3 separate regions of the Homo sapiens genome follow, and regions 2 and 3 are each linked to region 1. A link is a contact called in ENCODE Hi-C or POLR2A ChIA-PET data. All regions are on one chromosome and are shown on one strand. The core of a region is the stretch at or near the end of the contact, and the rest is flanking DNA. Distances in the headings are between cores, read along the strand shown. Region 1 holds the start of ACER3 (alkaline ceramidase 3). Region 2 overlaps CAPN5 (calpain 5). Region 3 holds the start of CAPN5 (calpain 5).

The links. Hi-C counts contacts between places; a loop is a spot of excess contacts on that map. ChIA-PET counts read pairs that join two places held with the same protein, here RNA polymerase II (POLR2A). Pooled maps may share reads with other maps.
Region 2: a pooled map shows a loop between it and region 1 (6-fold over the local background). The contact joins the enhancer-like site here to the promoter of ACER3 in region 1. A Hi-C loop is called at or near these places in 6 of 50 pooled maps. POLR2A ChIA-PET finds 5 or more read pairs at or near these places in 2 of 52 experiments (OCI-LY7 and Panc1).
Region 3: a loop to region 1 is called in a map of B cell, with 17 times the contacts of the local background. The contact joins the promoter of CAPN5 here to the promoter of ACER3 in region 1. A Hi-C loop is called at or near these places in 1 of 168 maps with a recorded cell type or tissue (B cell), 2 of 37 single-sample maps with no recorded cell type and 15 of 50 pooled maps. POLR2A ChIA-PET finds 5 or more read pairs at or near these places in 3 of 52 experiments (A673, Caco-2 and OCI-LY7).

Annotation. Positions count from the first base shown.
Region 1 is chr11:76,858,413-76,863,090 of GRCh38, forward strand. It overlaps ACER3 (alkaline ceramidase 3), which reads left to right and starts at 2,506. Exons shown (of 11, transcript NM_018367.7): 1 at 2,506-2,667. The coding sequence starts at 2,565. RefSeq lists silencers at 2,179-2,278, 2,319-2,578.
Region 2 is chr11:77,080,546-77,085,223 of GRCh38, forward strand. It overlaps CAPN5 (calpain 5), which reads left to right. Exons shown (of 13, transcript NM_004055.5): 2 at 4,307-4,506. The coding sequence starts at 4,342. Among named protein-coding and RNA genes, the nearest start is that of CAPN5, 16 kb to the left of the region's middle. Within about 2 kb of position 2,451, at least 22 of the 41 ENCODE cell types and tissues checked have a DNase peak (open chromatin) inside an H3K27ac peak, as active enhancers do.
Region 3 is chr11:77,064,239-77,068,916 of GRCh38, forward strand. CAPN5 (calpain 5) reads left to right here and starts at 2,733. Exons shown (of 13, transcript NM_004055.5): 1 at 2,733-2,856. RefSeq lists an enhancer at 1,892-2,392 and a silencer at 2,249-2,938.

The DNA of each region.
Region 1 (4,678 bases), core at 1,256-3,755:
TGAGTTTTTGCATATTCATTTTGAGCATATAAATATATAAATATTTCATTCATTTATAAATTATATATGCTCATGATTATTACATAAACACATAAACAAAACGGAAGTTTTAGAATATGAGATAAAGTGACTAGAAATAGATGTTTCCCCACACCTCAATGGCTTTTATCTCTCTGGAGACGGCCTTCTTGGATCTTTCATGTTTACCTCTGTGTGGTCCTAGCACCCAGGCAGCCAAACAGGGCCTGGTATATAGTAGAAGCTCAATGACATTCAAAATAAAAATTTCAGGCCAGGCAGGGTGTAACTCAGGCCTGTAATCCCAGGACTTTCGGAGGCCAAGGAGGGTGGATCACTCAAGGTCAGGAGTTCAAGACTGGCCTGGCCAACATGGTGAAATCTCGTCTCTATTAAAAATACAAAAATTAGCCAGGTGTGGTGGCAGCCTCCTGTAATCCCAGCTATGGGGATGAGGGGGTACTGAGGCACGATTCCCGGAAGGCAGAAGTTGCAGCGAGCCAAGATGGCACCACTGCACTCCAGCCTGGGCGACAGATCGAGATTCTGTCTCAAAAAAGAAAAATTTCAGAGAGGCTACTATTCGTATTAAAATACACTGCTTCCGGCCGGGTGCGATGGCTCACGCCTGTAATCCCAGCACTTTGGGAGGCCGAGGCGGGTGAATCACGAGGTCAAGAGATCGAGGCCAGCCTGGCCAACAAGGTGAAACCCTGTCTCTACTAAAAATACAAAAATTAGCTGGGCGTGGTGGTGCACACCTGTAGTCCCAGCTACTCTGGAGGCTGAGACAGGAGAATCGCTTAAACCCAGGGGGCGGAAGTTGCGGTGAGCTGAGATCATGCCAGTGCATTCCAGCCTGGCCGACAGAGCAAGACTGTCTCAAAAAAAAAAAAAAAAAAAAAAAAAGATACACTGCTTCCCTAGGTTTTGCACCTAGCAAATAAAAGTTCTGCATCTATTTCCTGCTAATTGGCTATGGTTATTTTGTAGAAAGGCTGTGGGCTCTTCATCTCTCCTTGTCCTCTCTTTTACCTTTGACTTGCACCACATCTGACTTATTTATTTAGAAAATAGCAGTTGTATCATCCTTCATTTTTACTCTTCATTTCTTACTGTGTATTCAGGCAGAGTCCTAATACTAAGACCATAAAGAAGGGAAAGCAAGGTCTCTGATCAGGATGTAGCACAGTAGGATGTGAACAAAGGGCAAGGAAGCTCTAGGGTGTAAACATCTGGGATGGCTTCAGAGAGCTGGATTTTAAAAGAAGAGTGGGGAGTTGGTCAAACGGAGAAGAGAGTTAGGCTGTCCCAGTTGAACTGTGGGAGCAAAGGCAGGTGACCCAGCGCATTCTAGGAGAGGGGAAAGTTTGAGTTTGGTGTAGCTGAACACTAGGGGCAAGGGTGGTTGCATCTGTTTTAGGAAGAGCTCTCTGGCAGACCTGTGGAGTACTAGACTTTTTATTTATTTATTTATTTATTTATTTATTTATTTATTTAGAGACAGGGTCTCGCTCTGTTCTCCCAGGCTGGATTGGCACAGTCTCAGCTCACTGCATGCAATCTCCACCGCGGGGGCTCAAGTGATCCTCCCACCTCAGCTTCTCAAGTAGCTGGGACCACACGTCTGAGCCACCGCGCCCAGCTAATTTTTGTATTTTTCGTAGACACGGGGTTTTGCCGTCTACGATACTCCCAGACGGGGGCTGGGAGTATTAGACTTGAAGTTGGAAGTAGGGGTAGGCTGTTGGTTGCCTGAAGAGCAGGGCACAATTATAGTTAGAACGTGGAAACCTCTGTGCTTGGAGGCCCAAACGAAGCAGGGAAACTTTGCTTTAGTGCTCTAGCTAGCAGCATTCTTTTTTTTTAGGATCTCAGAACCTACTTTTTTTTTTTCGGTCCTGGGTTGTTCACCCTTTCCCTTTGTACCGAAGAGACACTTACACCTTTATCAGAAAATCACGGTTTATTTCCTGAGAATCACGGGGATTGGTTGGGGGTACTCTGTTTTGGGGCTCCATTTGAGGCCTGTGGCTCAATGGAAGACATAGAGGCGCTTCGCCGCACAGGTTTAATCAAGCAAGGGCTTGATAGAAGTATTCATCCCACCCCCGCCCCGATTAAATCAAACCACACGCACACAAATAGAGGCTCTGGCACATCCTGACAGAATATAGCCTCTGGGATGTCAGGAACCCCCAACCTACGGCCATTGGCGTGTCTGCACCGGCCAGGAAGCCCAGGCCCCCGGCTCCTTCCTGGATCACGCCCCTGCCCCGCCCAAGGGTGAAGAGGGGCGGGGCCAGCCGGCGCCCTCCGAGTGGGCCTTACACCAGGTCGGGCCTGGCCCGGCCCCGCGGCCCAGCGGCGCCGGTGGGCGGGGCCTCCGTCAGGGCAGTGTCAGTAACGGCGCCAGGCCCCGCCCCTCGGGGAGGCAGGGCCGGGCGGGGCGCGAGCGAGCGCGCGGGCTGGGCCGGAGCCGGCCTGGTCGCCAGCCTAACCCGGCACAGTGAGCGGAGCGCCTGGGCGGCGGCGGCGGCGGCGTGATGGCTCCGGCCGCGGACCGAGAGGGCTACTGGGGCCCCACGACCTCCACGCTGGACTGGTGCGAGGAGAACTACTCCGTGACCTGGTACATCGCCGAGTTCTGTGAGTGTGGCCTGAGGAGGGGAGTGGGGGCGAGAGGGCACCGGGCTGAGGAGACGCCGTGTGAGGAAGGCAAAGAGCGAACCTGGCCGCGAAGGGAGGTGCCAGGCCTGGCCCCGGGAGCTGGAATGCGGCGCCCTGGGCCAGCGGGAGGCTGAGAGGAGCGGGCCGGGAGTCCAGTGTGTAGAGGGAGGAGTACCGGGGTCTGGGAGGGAGGAAGGGGGCCTGAGGATTGGGGGGGCAGAAGAGCAGTGGGAAGTGGGGAGCCCCTGCTGGACCTAAGGGGGAAAGCCTGAAGAGCCGGGTTGGGAATGGGAATTCCTGCCCGAGAGCGGAGTGGGGCCAGGCTGGGAGAGTGGAGGACCCTGCCCCTTGGAATGAGGGCCCAGGACACCTGCTCTGCTGTTGCCACCACCAGAAGGGTACAGTTCCTAGCTTCGTCTTTCCCCCAATCCGTGAGAATTCTACCGTCTTTCCCTTCCCTTTTCACTGGAATATTAGACCTCCTTGCTCACCTCCAGGGAACAGTTTCACTAGTCTGAGATCTGAACCATCCCACCCCTATCCCCCAGGATGTCTTCAAGTACCAGAGGTCATCTGCTCTCTGAGTATGATTATTCAACTGTCATCTTGCACCAGGAGTCGAAGGCATCTTGCACCTAGCCTGTACCTTCTGCCCCTGCCAGGCTCCCAAGAGCACAGAGGACCAAGTCCCTGCTCCATTCTGTCCTATCCAACTATCTAGGAGTTAGGGGTCATCTGAGGACACTACTTCCACCGACTGCACCTTCTGAGGATTTAAGCATTCTTCTTTAGCGGCTGCTCTGTCAGGCACTGCTGGTCAGGTTGGGCTTGTTCTGTGTGCCTATGTGGGTGTCTGTCTGTTTTCCTAGACGATTTTTCCTGCCAGGCTAGGAGAAATCTGCCACTTCTTTTTCTATCATTTAATCAGGTTTTGAGAGCACAATATTTGATCCTTCTTTTAGGTACCTGCTTCTGGCAAAGTGCAAAGACTATCCTTTGGCTAATGATTACTGCCTTCTTTTAGTTGGATCTACTTCTCAGGACGTGAAGTGAAACTCTTCTTAGCTAACCTTCTCATTGTTGAGTCCTGTTCTCAGGCATCTGTGCATGGCTTTGTAGGAAAGAGGCAAGCATATCATGACAAATGGTCCCACTTTATTCTGTTCTGGTAATTGGCTAAGTTTCAAAAAAAAAAAAAAAGAACACTTTTTGCAGTTTTCAGGACTTTAGTACTATTCTCTTATGACCATGATTTAGGCTAAGAGTCACTTTTCTTCAACTATTAAATTAATAATTTTTACATAATCATGGAGAAATATTGGCAAAGGGATCATTTGTAATACAATTACTTGGGAACCCACATGTTGGCAAAGGAAGCGCTTTACCAGTTTGTTGTTAGATCACTTTGGCAAGCCCATGCCTGGTCCAGAGAACCATGACCACGAGGAAAGAGATGTAAAACCATGCACTCTGCGCTGGAAATGTGTAACATGGAAAAGAGGAATTCAAGAGTCTTCAAATATTGGATGGGCTATCATATAGAATAATTTTTTTTTAATTTATTTGGAATCTGGAATTAGGGCATATGGGCAGAAACTAACTGTAATGGGGAAAAGTTTGCTTCAATATAAGGAAAAACCTTCTCACCAATGATATGGGAAAGGTTGACTTGGGGGACAGAGGACTTTCTGTCACTGAAAGTGTTAAATCAGACATTGTTCAATGAACTCAATATTTTCGAAGGAAAAAATTATTTAATAGAGAAAAGGGGCTGGCCTTAGTTGCAGCTTTATGGGTCTATGTAGGTAATAATGACTCTTAGTTTAGAACCAAGAAAAAACTGGGCTGGGCATCGTGGCCCATGCCTGTAATCCCAGCACTTTGGGAGGCCAAGGCAGGAGGACTGCTTGAGGCCAGGAGTTTGAGTCCAGCCTGGGCAACATAGTGAGACCCTGTCTCCATAAAAAATAAAAAAAATTAGATATGCATG
Region 2 (4,678 bases), core at 1,201-3,700, 220 kb after region 1:
GGGAAGGCTCACAGGTATCAGCCCGCTGGAAGATGAGGCCTTATTCCATCCTGTACACAGCCAGGCTGTCCCCGCTACCTCCAGCAGGTCCAGGGAACAGCAGACTAGGCCACACAGCCTCCTGGAAGAGGAGTACCAACCATGTCCCAGGTGAGGATAGACTGAGCTTCCCTAAGGCAGGCCTAGGAACAGATGCCACTTTCTTTCTGTCATCTGTCACCTTAGAGGCTGGAACCCAGTAGGGCTCAGAGGAGGCTTGCTGATTGACAGCAGCTCAGAGGGGTTCCCACCTTGCCCAAGGACACACAGCAGCTAAATGATGCAGTTGGGATGCAAACTCAGATCTGACTGACCTGCCAGAAGACTGGGTTCCTGAAGCTCCCTGGTGAGCACCCCAGCCCCCTCATTCTGACCCAACTCAGAACTTCCACTCTTGGTCCACAGAGGCCTCACTGTGCAGGCTGGGTCTGACTCACCGCTGCCCTGGCCACAGGAGGAGGAGGGCTGATACCAGTGAGCCTTCCCTGGAGATGATGGCCAGCTAAGCCATTTTGTAGATGGGAACATCAATGAGCTTGTCCAGAGTCTGCAGCCTCTTATGCAGATCTCAAGCCTCCAGACTCCGTATCCTAGGCTTCTCAAAGCAGGGCCCAGGTTAGCACTGTGCTCATTTTAGGGGGTGCCCTGAGGTGGTAATAAAGATGTCTTTCATACCTCTGAGCCTTTGCGTGAACTGTTCCCTTTGCCTGGAATGGCCTTTCTCTCCTGCCTCTGTGGCCAGGCCTGTGTGGAGGCTTCCCTGCTTTCCTCTTGCTGGAACCTCTGAATGACACATACTTCATTTGGCCTTATGTCTGTTGGCTACACTAGACCAACTCCGACAGGAACCCCAAGTTGTGGTAGCCCCCCCATACCTGGCGGGGGTCTGGACACATCGTGGGTGAAGCCCAGATGTCGACTGCCTGAGACTGTCAGTCCTCAGGGCACAGAGCATGAAAGGATACAGAGTGCTGCTCTGCATGGTGGGGTCTTGTTTGTTCCTCACAGTGGCCCAGAGGCCCTGGCACATTGTCTCTTCCAGACAAGGACCATGCAGACCAGTGAGGTAATGCGGCCTGCTCAGGACAGCGGGGGCCTGGGTCGAGGCTCAGGAGCTGGAGGAGGGCTGGGCCGCAGCAGAATGTGCTAGGGCTACAGTCTGGATAGTGGGGATGTGGGCACCGGCTGGCACCCAGCTGTCAGGGAGGGGAGGAGAGGAGAGCCAGGCCTTCCCCAGGGTGAAGGGGTGGGCCCTGCTGCAGCAGACCTGAGTGCTGGCGTCTGTGATGTGGAAAGCTGATTCCCCTTGGGAGCCTCCGCCACTCTCTGAGCCTTTTTCTCTTCTTGAAGGAATTCCTCCTGCACTCACCTTTGTTGGTTCATGCAACATAACTCCTCAATCCCTGGAGCCCCACATTGGACCCTGGGATAGAGAGAGGAGCTGGACACAGCCCCTCCCCTGGAGGGGCACAGGGTAGGCTGGGGAGGCAGACAAGTCATGTGCAGATGGGATACAGTGTTAACAGGTGCTGTCCCAGGGGCACCAGGATGGCAGAGGAACAGTGTGTGCAGAGGCCCTGAGGGAACAGTCTTGTGGGAGCTGCGAGGAGCTCCGAGCCCCAGAGCTTCAGCCCAGGGTGGAGAATGGTGGGGATGAGACTGGCAGGAGGAGGGAAGAGGGCAGGCACACAGGGCAGCTGGGAAGCTCAGGTGGTCCTGAACCCCACCCAGGGGTCCTGCTCGGCCCAAACAGCTAAAAACACCAGGGAGACAGGAAGTGCTACGGGCCTAAGCTCAGGCTCAGAAAGAAAAGGCCTGGGTGGAGCAGCTTGCCTGCCTCCTGGTCTATCCGTGGCCTTCAGTGCTCTGCCTGGGGCTAGCAGAGGAGACCTGACCCTGTCGGGGTGTTGGCCCCATAGATACAGTGGGAGGTGACCTTGGGGCAGATGGAGGGTGCAGAGGGGCAGTCTGTGCAAGGGCCGGGGCCAGAAGAACCTCACATAAGTAGGCCAAGGTTAGCCTGGCAGGCAGGTGAGGCTGGAGGGATGGGGCAACGGTATCAGGCCCTCAGCCAGCCAGGCCTGGCCCTGTGCAGCCCCTGGCCCAGCCGAGCTCTCCCTTTATGGCCTCCACCTCCCTTCCATCCTCCCCAGGAGTGGACCCTCCCAGCAGCGTTGGCCCCTTCCTAGCCTGGAGAGCAGCCAGACCCTCTTTCTCCACCAGCCTGGCTGTGTGCCCTGGGCGAGCTTCCTCTCCCTCTCTGGACCCTCTAGGCTCAGAAACACTGGAATTGCAAGAGCTGATTTCTGGGCTCCTGCTTTCAGCTTCTCTGATCTAATTCTTGTAGCCTAAATTGCTTCCTGAACTGACCCTGCCGGAAACCCGTGGTGCTAATGCTGCTCCTCGGTGACTCTGCCAGAAGCCTGAAGCCCGGAAGCTGGCTCTGTGAGCTCCTCCCCTCTCTCCCTCAGACCTCCAAGGCAGGGAGAATGGGTGGGAGGGGGCAGGGCTGCTGGCCTCCGTGGGCAGAGGGGCAGCCAGAGAAGTTAAGTGGTTGGCCTGAGGTCACACAGCAGCACTCCAGCAGGCCCAGTATGGATATGGGGGCAGAAGGTGAAGTGGCTTGGGTGCAGAGCAGGGGACAACTGCTCTCAGCTCCCTTGGCAGGTGGGGGGACAATGGCCCCCTTGCCCTCCCTGCTGTCCATCTGTGCCCATGCTCACTGCCCGCGCTCGCCTCTTTCCTTTCCTGTCTCTCCCTTCCCTCTTTCCCTCCACATGAGGCCCCAGTGAGGCTCCAGCTCAGCCACGGTGTGTGGGGAGACCCTAAGTGAGAGCGGCAGGGTCATACAGCCAAGGCGGTGGCACTAAAGTCAGAGGATCTGGGTTCCCGTCCGGACACCAGGTTTCCAGGGGAGCTTGGGCAGGTCACCTCACCTCACTGAGCCGCAGTTGTATTTTGTGAAAGCTGGCAGCCGTGTGCCCACCGGCACTGTTGGCAGGCAGTACACATGCACCTCTGGCCAGGGAAATGGGGCGTCTCTTGGGACCACTGGGTGTCTTGGCCCCTTCCCCCTCACTCCTCTTCCCACTGGCATGCTTGGCGGGCTCCTCAGCCTTCAGTTAATGGGTTGACTCCTTCCAGGAGGTGCAGCAGCACTGTGTAATTCCCATCACTGAGATGAGAAAACGGGCTCAGAGAGTTCACATGACCAGTTCAACGTCACCCAGCAGGAGGGTGGTACCACTGGGGCTGGCACTCACACCAGTCTTGATCTCAGATATCACTCCCACAGCCAGCCTGCCTTGCCTTGGTTTCCCTCAGGGCTGGGCTGGAAATTGTGGCCTTTACCCCAAAAGGATTGCACTGTTACCCTGGGCAGGCCCCAGGAAGAGTAGATCGGGGACTGTGGAGCTGCACCGCAGCCCAGATGGAGTTTGAGGGATGGGGGCGTGGATCATAAATGGGGTGGTCACTCAGGTGCTTGGCCGTCCGAGCATCTCTCAGCGCACCTGATATGCAGGCCCTGCCAGCCGCTGTTCCTTGCCCTGCCCTGCCCTCCACTCCCAGAGGCCTTCCCTGACCATGTTGGTCCAGTCTGTGTCCCTTGCACTTGGTCAGCACATTGGTGCAAAGTTCAGGGTGCTTGGCTGGGCCCACCTGGGCCCCTGGGGAATGGAGGGAGGGTTAAGGAGCCATGGGCCTGCTCTCTACAGAATTAGAGACGCCTATTCCCAAGATGCTGTGAGGAAGGCAGCATGGTGCGGGGAGGACCGGAGAGAATGAATGAATGATGCTGAGAGGGGTACCTGGGGCAAGGTTTTCCCACACCAGGCAGAAATGTGCCACTCTCTAGAGGTGGGGAGGGAAACCCAGAGGCACACGCTGCTTTCCTGTGGGAGACACACCAGCCAGGGAGCTGGCAGGGCTGGCCACTGGTCTGATTCCGTCTGAGGAGGTGTAGGGAAGGCTGGTCAAACAAAGGAAGGCAGGGAGGTAGGTGCGGTGTGGGCCAGGCCTGAGCTCTGTGTGGCCTGTGGGCCTGGTATCGCCTCTGAGCTTCAGAAACGAGAGAATCCAGTCTATGGAGTCAGGCCGGTCGGTGTCTGTCCCACTCTGCTGTATACCAGCTGTGTGACCTTGGGTAGGCTCCACGCCTCGCTGAGCCTTCCGTGCCTGTGCCATGGGGCTGATGATGTCCGCTTCACAGGGCACATCAGGGACCCAGGGACTCTGTGAGTGACCGTCTTCTTGCCTTCCTGTCCAGGTGTTCCCCCTCCCCTCCCTGGGGCAGCAGCCACCATGTTCTCGTGTGTGAAGCCCTATGAGGACCAGAACTACTCAGCCCTGAGGCGGGACTGCCGGCGCAGGAAGGTGCTCTTCGAGGACCCCCTCTTCCCCGCCACTGACGACTCACTCTACTATAAGGGCACGCCGGGGCCCGCCGTCAGGTGGAAGCGACCCAAGGTCAGTGTCTGGTCCCAGCTGGAGCTGGGTGAGCGGGCCCAGGCCCACCCACAAGGCTGGGCCTGCAGGGACATCGGGGTGGTGGGAGGAGGCATCCCTGGCCCCAGGCTGCTGAGAAAGTGAGGGTGCTGAAACGGTGGGATTTGATCCGGATGGGGAGCTTGGAGAATGG
Region 3 (4,678 bases), core at 1,483-3,982, 210 kb after region 1:
GCACATGCTGAGCTCTTACTCCAAGCAAAGGGCAACCATGAGGGCTCCGTATGTCCCGGCCCATTTAATCCCACAACAACTCCATGGTGCGACTGTTGCTATGCTGGCTTTATAGGAGAGGATACTGGCACAGTGAGGTTGGGTCACTTGTCTGAGGTCACTCAGCTAATATGAGCCCAGGCAGAGCCCATGCTTGCAACTACTGCACAATACCCTCTTGTGGCTCCAATGCTTTGAGATACAGAAGGGGGTCTGAGCATCCTCTGAACCCCACTGTTTTGTGGGCTGAGGCAAACATGCCTTCTCAGACACAACCCCAGCCCCACCTTGGAACACATGGGAGTTGCCCAGCCCAGAGACAATGCTGCCCAGTATCCTACACAACCGGGCCTTTATCGATCCCCGTGACTTGCCTGTACCTGGTCATCACACACTCCAGCTAGAAGCCCATTTTACAGACAGGGAAAAGGATAGAGGACCTGCCCAGATCACACAGCCAGTAACTGGCAGAGTGAGGACTGGAGCCCAGATCTACTTGGCTCTACCAAGTGCTGCTGTCTTCCTGACAATGACCCTTGGCCTCTGCCCTCCAGGAACTTTGGCCTTGCAGGGGAAACCTTGGCCCCACCAGCAACTCTGAGAGACGCAGCCTGAGAAGGGCCATAGGTGAGGGGTGGATGCTGAGCAAGGGAGCTTTGGGATGCTGCAGCACAGGGAGGAAGGAAGAGTCCTTCAGACGGCCACAGATCAGCACGGGCATGGTTTCAGGTGGGGAGAGTAGAGCCCCTGAAGTGACTTTTGAAGGGCTGGTGAAGCTGCTGCTCCCAGTACAGGGCATGGAATAAGGTTAGGGGAGATGGGGGAGTCAGATGGGGTGCAGTCTTAGAACACTCTTCTATGGGTGGCGGGTCTCAGCTGCATATGTGAAAGTCTTCTTTGGTTGGATAGGAGGCTCCTGAGGGGGCTGGGGCTACTCTTAAGGGAGAAGCATCTGGGTGGCCTGGGACAGAGGCAGGGAGGTTGGGGAGAAGCTAGAGAAGTCCAGGTGACTGAGAGTGAGGTGAGGCAGAGACTCCTCTTAGTGGAAATAAAGGAAAATCATGAGTCTTTTCAGGGGGAATTTCAGGCAGCTAGCTAGCTTTGAGAAGTAAATGAGCACCTTGACAAGCAAGAAGGTAATTGAAGCTTCAAACAAGGGCCACCCAAATAAGTTAGAGCCACAAGATGTCTGGTTCCCTATAGAAACTAAAGATAACATCTTGACCTATGTCCCTGAATTGTTTTTCACAGCTGTCACTTAGGCCTCAGATAAGGGGAAACTGAGGGCTGTTCTTTAAATTTCTTCCCAAGGGTTCTGTAAAGAGTCACACCCATAAGCCAATGCTTAACTCTCCTATCTGTGGACCCCAGGTTTTTAGACAGTCTTGCTTCCTAAGCCAATTGCAAATCACAGAATCTCTGAATCCACCTATGACCCTGCCTCAAAATGTCTCACCTTTTTGGGCCAAGCCAATGTATAGCTCCAGAGTATTTATTTATGACTTTGCCTATAACCTCTGTCTCCCCACCTTTAAAAAGCCTTACATGTAAACCATTGGGGAGTACGGGTCTTAAGCATTAGCCGACCTATTCTCCTTGCTTGGCACCCTGCAATAAATGCCTCCCTTTCTGCCGCTGCAAATCCTGGTGTCAGTGTTTGGCTTTGCTGCACTGGGTGGGCGGACCCAAGTTTGTTTCGGTAACACAAGAGGTTGACGAAATCATTAACTGAGACTTCGAAACAAATTGGAGGCGGAGAATGAACGGGCCTGAGACGCTCCACCAGCGAGTGGGCCGATGGGCTCATCAGATCAGATGGGCGTCTGTCCTGCTGCCTCAGGGCGGGGGGTGGTGGCACCCCTGAGCTCCTACTGTAGGCAAGAACTAGTCACTCCTAAACCTTCTCTATCGGATTCCCCAAGCGGCCTGGGGTGGGTAGAGATTATAGTCCCCGTTTTACAGATCAGGAAATGCAGGCTCCGTGCCATCCCAGGGCATTCCGGTAGCCAGTCACGGACAGAGAGTCAAACATGAGCCCGAGCCCGGGAGCCCATGGCAGCACGGGATTAAGTCCTCAACACGGGCCGGGGTCAGTTTTCCCATCTGACAGAGGCCCTCTGCTGCTCACAGGGGCCTGGGCTCCCACTTCTCCATCCGAACACTTGGGATGGATGTGAAGGTGGAGCCCGGAAAGGGAGGGGCGCCGCCCACCAAGTCCTGGTTCTGGCAGGCACCCTGGCCCTTGCGGGTCCTCGGTACTACACGCCGGCCCCAAGTCAGCCGCGGCCCCGGCCCGCCCTGTGGGGGCTGAACCCCAGCCCCGGCCCGATCCCTCACGGTGCAGCCAGCCCTTGGGAGGCTGCCCATGGGGATGCGCACCAACCGCAGACAGATAGGCTGGGAAGGAGAGAGAACGAGGGCCCGACCGAGCCGGTAGAGGCGGTGGGTGCCGCTAGGGGCCCCAAGTCCGCGTTCAACACAGGGGCTGGAATGAGACCGCTCCTCTGAGCGGCCGCCCACCGCACCAGTGCGCATGGGCGCACCCGGCCACCGGGCCGCCCACCCCGCCCCACGGGAGACCACGCCTCCGGCTCGCAACGGGCAAATGGGCGGAGGCCGCGGGCGGGGCGGGGCGGAGCCGGGCCCAGCTGGCCGAACCCGGGGAATGCGAGCGCCAGCCCCCGCCGCAGGCCAGTCCCAGCTGGATCTCCGGCCAGAGCCCGAGGCTGCTGCGCCGGGCGGCTGCAGCCTCCGCTCCAGCGCCCGCGCCGTGCCCTGCATCCCGGGAGCCCGGCTGGACCCGCGGCGGCTCGGCCGGTAGGAGGCGGGCGGAGGGAGGCGTGTGCTTCTGTGTGTGTGTGTGTGTGTGTTTCGGGGGGGTGTGTGCGGGTGCAGCGCGGGCCAGTGATTGCTCCGGGACCACGAATCAGTGGAGGGGGCTGCACCTCCCGCGGGCCCGGGGGGAAAGGAAGTGAGCGCTGGCTGGGGGGCGGGGTCCTGGAGCATCCGCCTGGGCCCCCTCGGCTCGTCCCCACCCCCACCCCCGGCGAGGAGTCTTTTTTTCACCTCCCTCTGGGTGTCTCCGAGTCGTTTTCCTAGTGCGGACGCGCTGGAAGCGCCTAACACCCGGGGCTAGACTGTCACTTCCTCTCATCTTCCTTACAGTTCCCCCCTTCTCTTCCCTGCTTAACCCCCCTTTCATCCCTGCAATCCACCAACCCCTTCTGGGTGCTCCACCACCCAGGCCTGGGGAAGGGGCAGGGCCGAGGCTCCTACTGCCCCAGCCTATCCGCTTCTTGGCACTACTCCCCAGGTTGAAAGGGGGCTTTTCTCCTTGACTGCAGGGCGGGCGCACGTGTGTGTGTGTGTGTGTGTGTGTGTGTGTGTGTGTGTTGCGGGAGTGTGGGGGAGTGGTCTGGGAGGGAATGGATCTTTGTTTCTCAGACCTCAGAGTTCCCACCTCTGTTCCTTTGCGTTGGGGGTCTCGGAAGACTGGCCTAGGGGACCAGAGGCGAAATAGGACAAAAGATCATTAACAGGTGCGACGTTCTCTCTCCCAGTCATTTCATGTGGTGGGATTCACCCCCAAGTTCCATACAGATCAGAAGAGTGGGGCACAGAGAAGCGAAGTCAGCTGCCCTCTCAGGATTGCTGAGCCAGAATTTGAACCCGGGTCCGCCTGGCTCTCATCCCAGAATCTTCTCCCTACACCTGTGGTTTAGAGAGAAAAGTACTGAGGGCGACTATCCCAGGACTCAGGGGAAAGAGAGATCTGGGCAGACTTCTTGGAAGAGAGGGGCTTACGGGTGAGGCTCAGCCAACTCAATGAGTCTGAGGCCTGCTGGGGGAACCACTGTGTTTTGCAAGGATTGACACCTCCCAGGGTCCTCGGGCTGGTCCTTGCTCCTGTCCCCAGGGTCTGGGGGTGGGGTGGTGTGGCTGCCTTTGCCTCCTGGGCAGGGTATGGTGGGCCCAGCTGCTGCTGCAGGCCAGGTCAGGCTAGTTGCCAGCACACAGAGGTGCTCAGGCGGGGTCTTTGCCCTGAGGAGCCTCTCTTCTGACAAGACAGGCAGTGGGTCCACAGATAAGGCCCTGTCCAGAGTTGTACCCAGTGCTGGGAGCACAAGACAGGGACTGATGGGTGCCCGGGAGCTGGGGATGAGTTCACTTGCAGATTCGTTGGGGCTGGGTCTTGAAATCCACCAAGCAGAAAAGAAAAGGCAGGTCATTGCAGCCCCAAGGAACAGCATGAGTAAAGGCCTGGCAGTGTGAAAATGAATGCTGGTGGGGTGGATTGCGGATTAGATAGGTCAGATGTGTGTCCAAGAAGGGCCACCTTTGGCTGCAGTAGTGGGTGGGCTTCCACTGAGGGCTATAAGGAGGAGGCCAAAGCAGGGAGAGGGCCCTCCCTTCTGCTCTCCTCTGCTCCCCACCCAGGGCTAGGCTTGGCAGGGGAGGAGGGACCCTGATAAAGTTTCCCAGAGCAGGGGTGCTGGGGGCAGGAGGTGCCCAGGGGCTAAGGGGCTACACAGGGTCCCAGTGCTGGGGGAAGGTAGGTGGGGCTGCCTCTGTGAGATGGGGACCACCATTGGGGGTGGAGCAGGTTGGGAGTAAGTTGACTGTTGGACAGGGTGGTTGT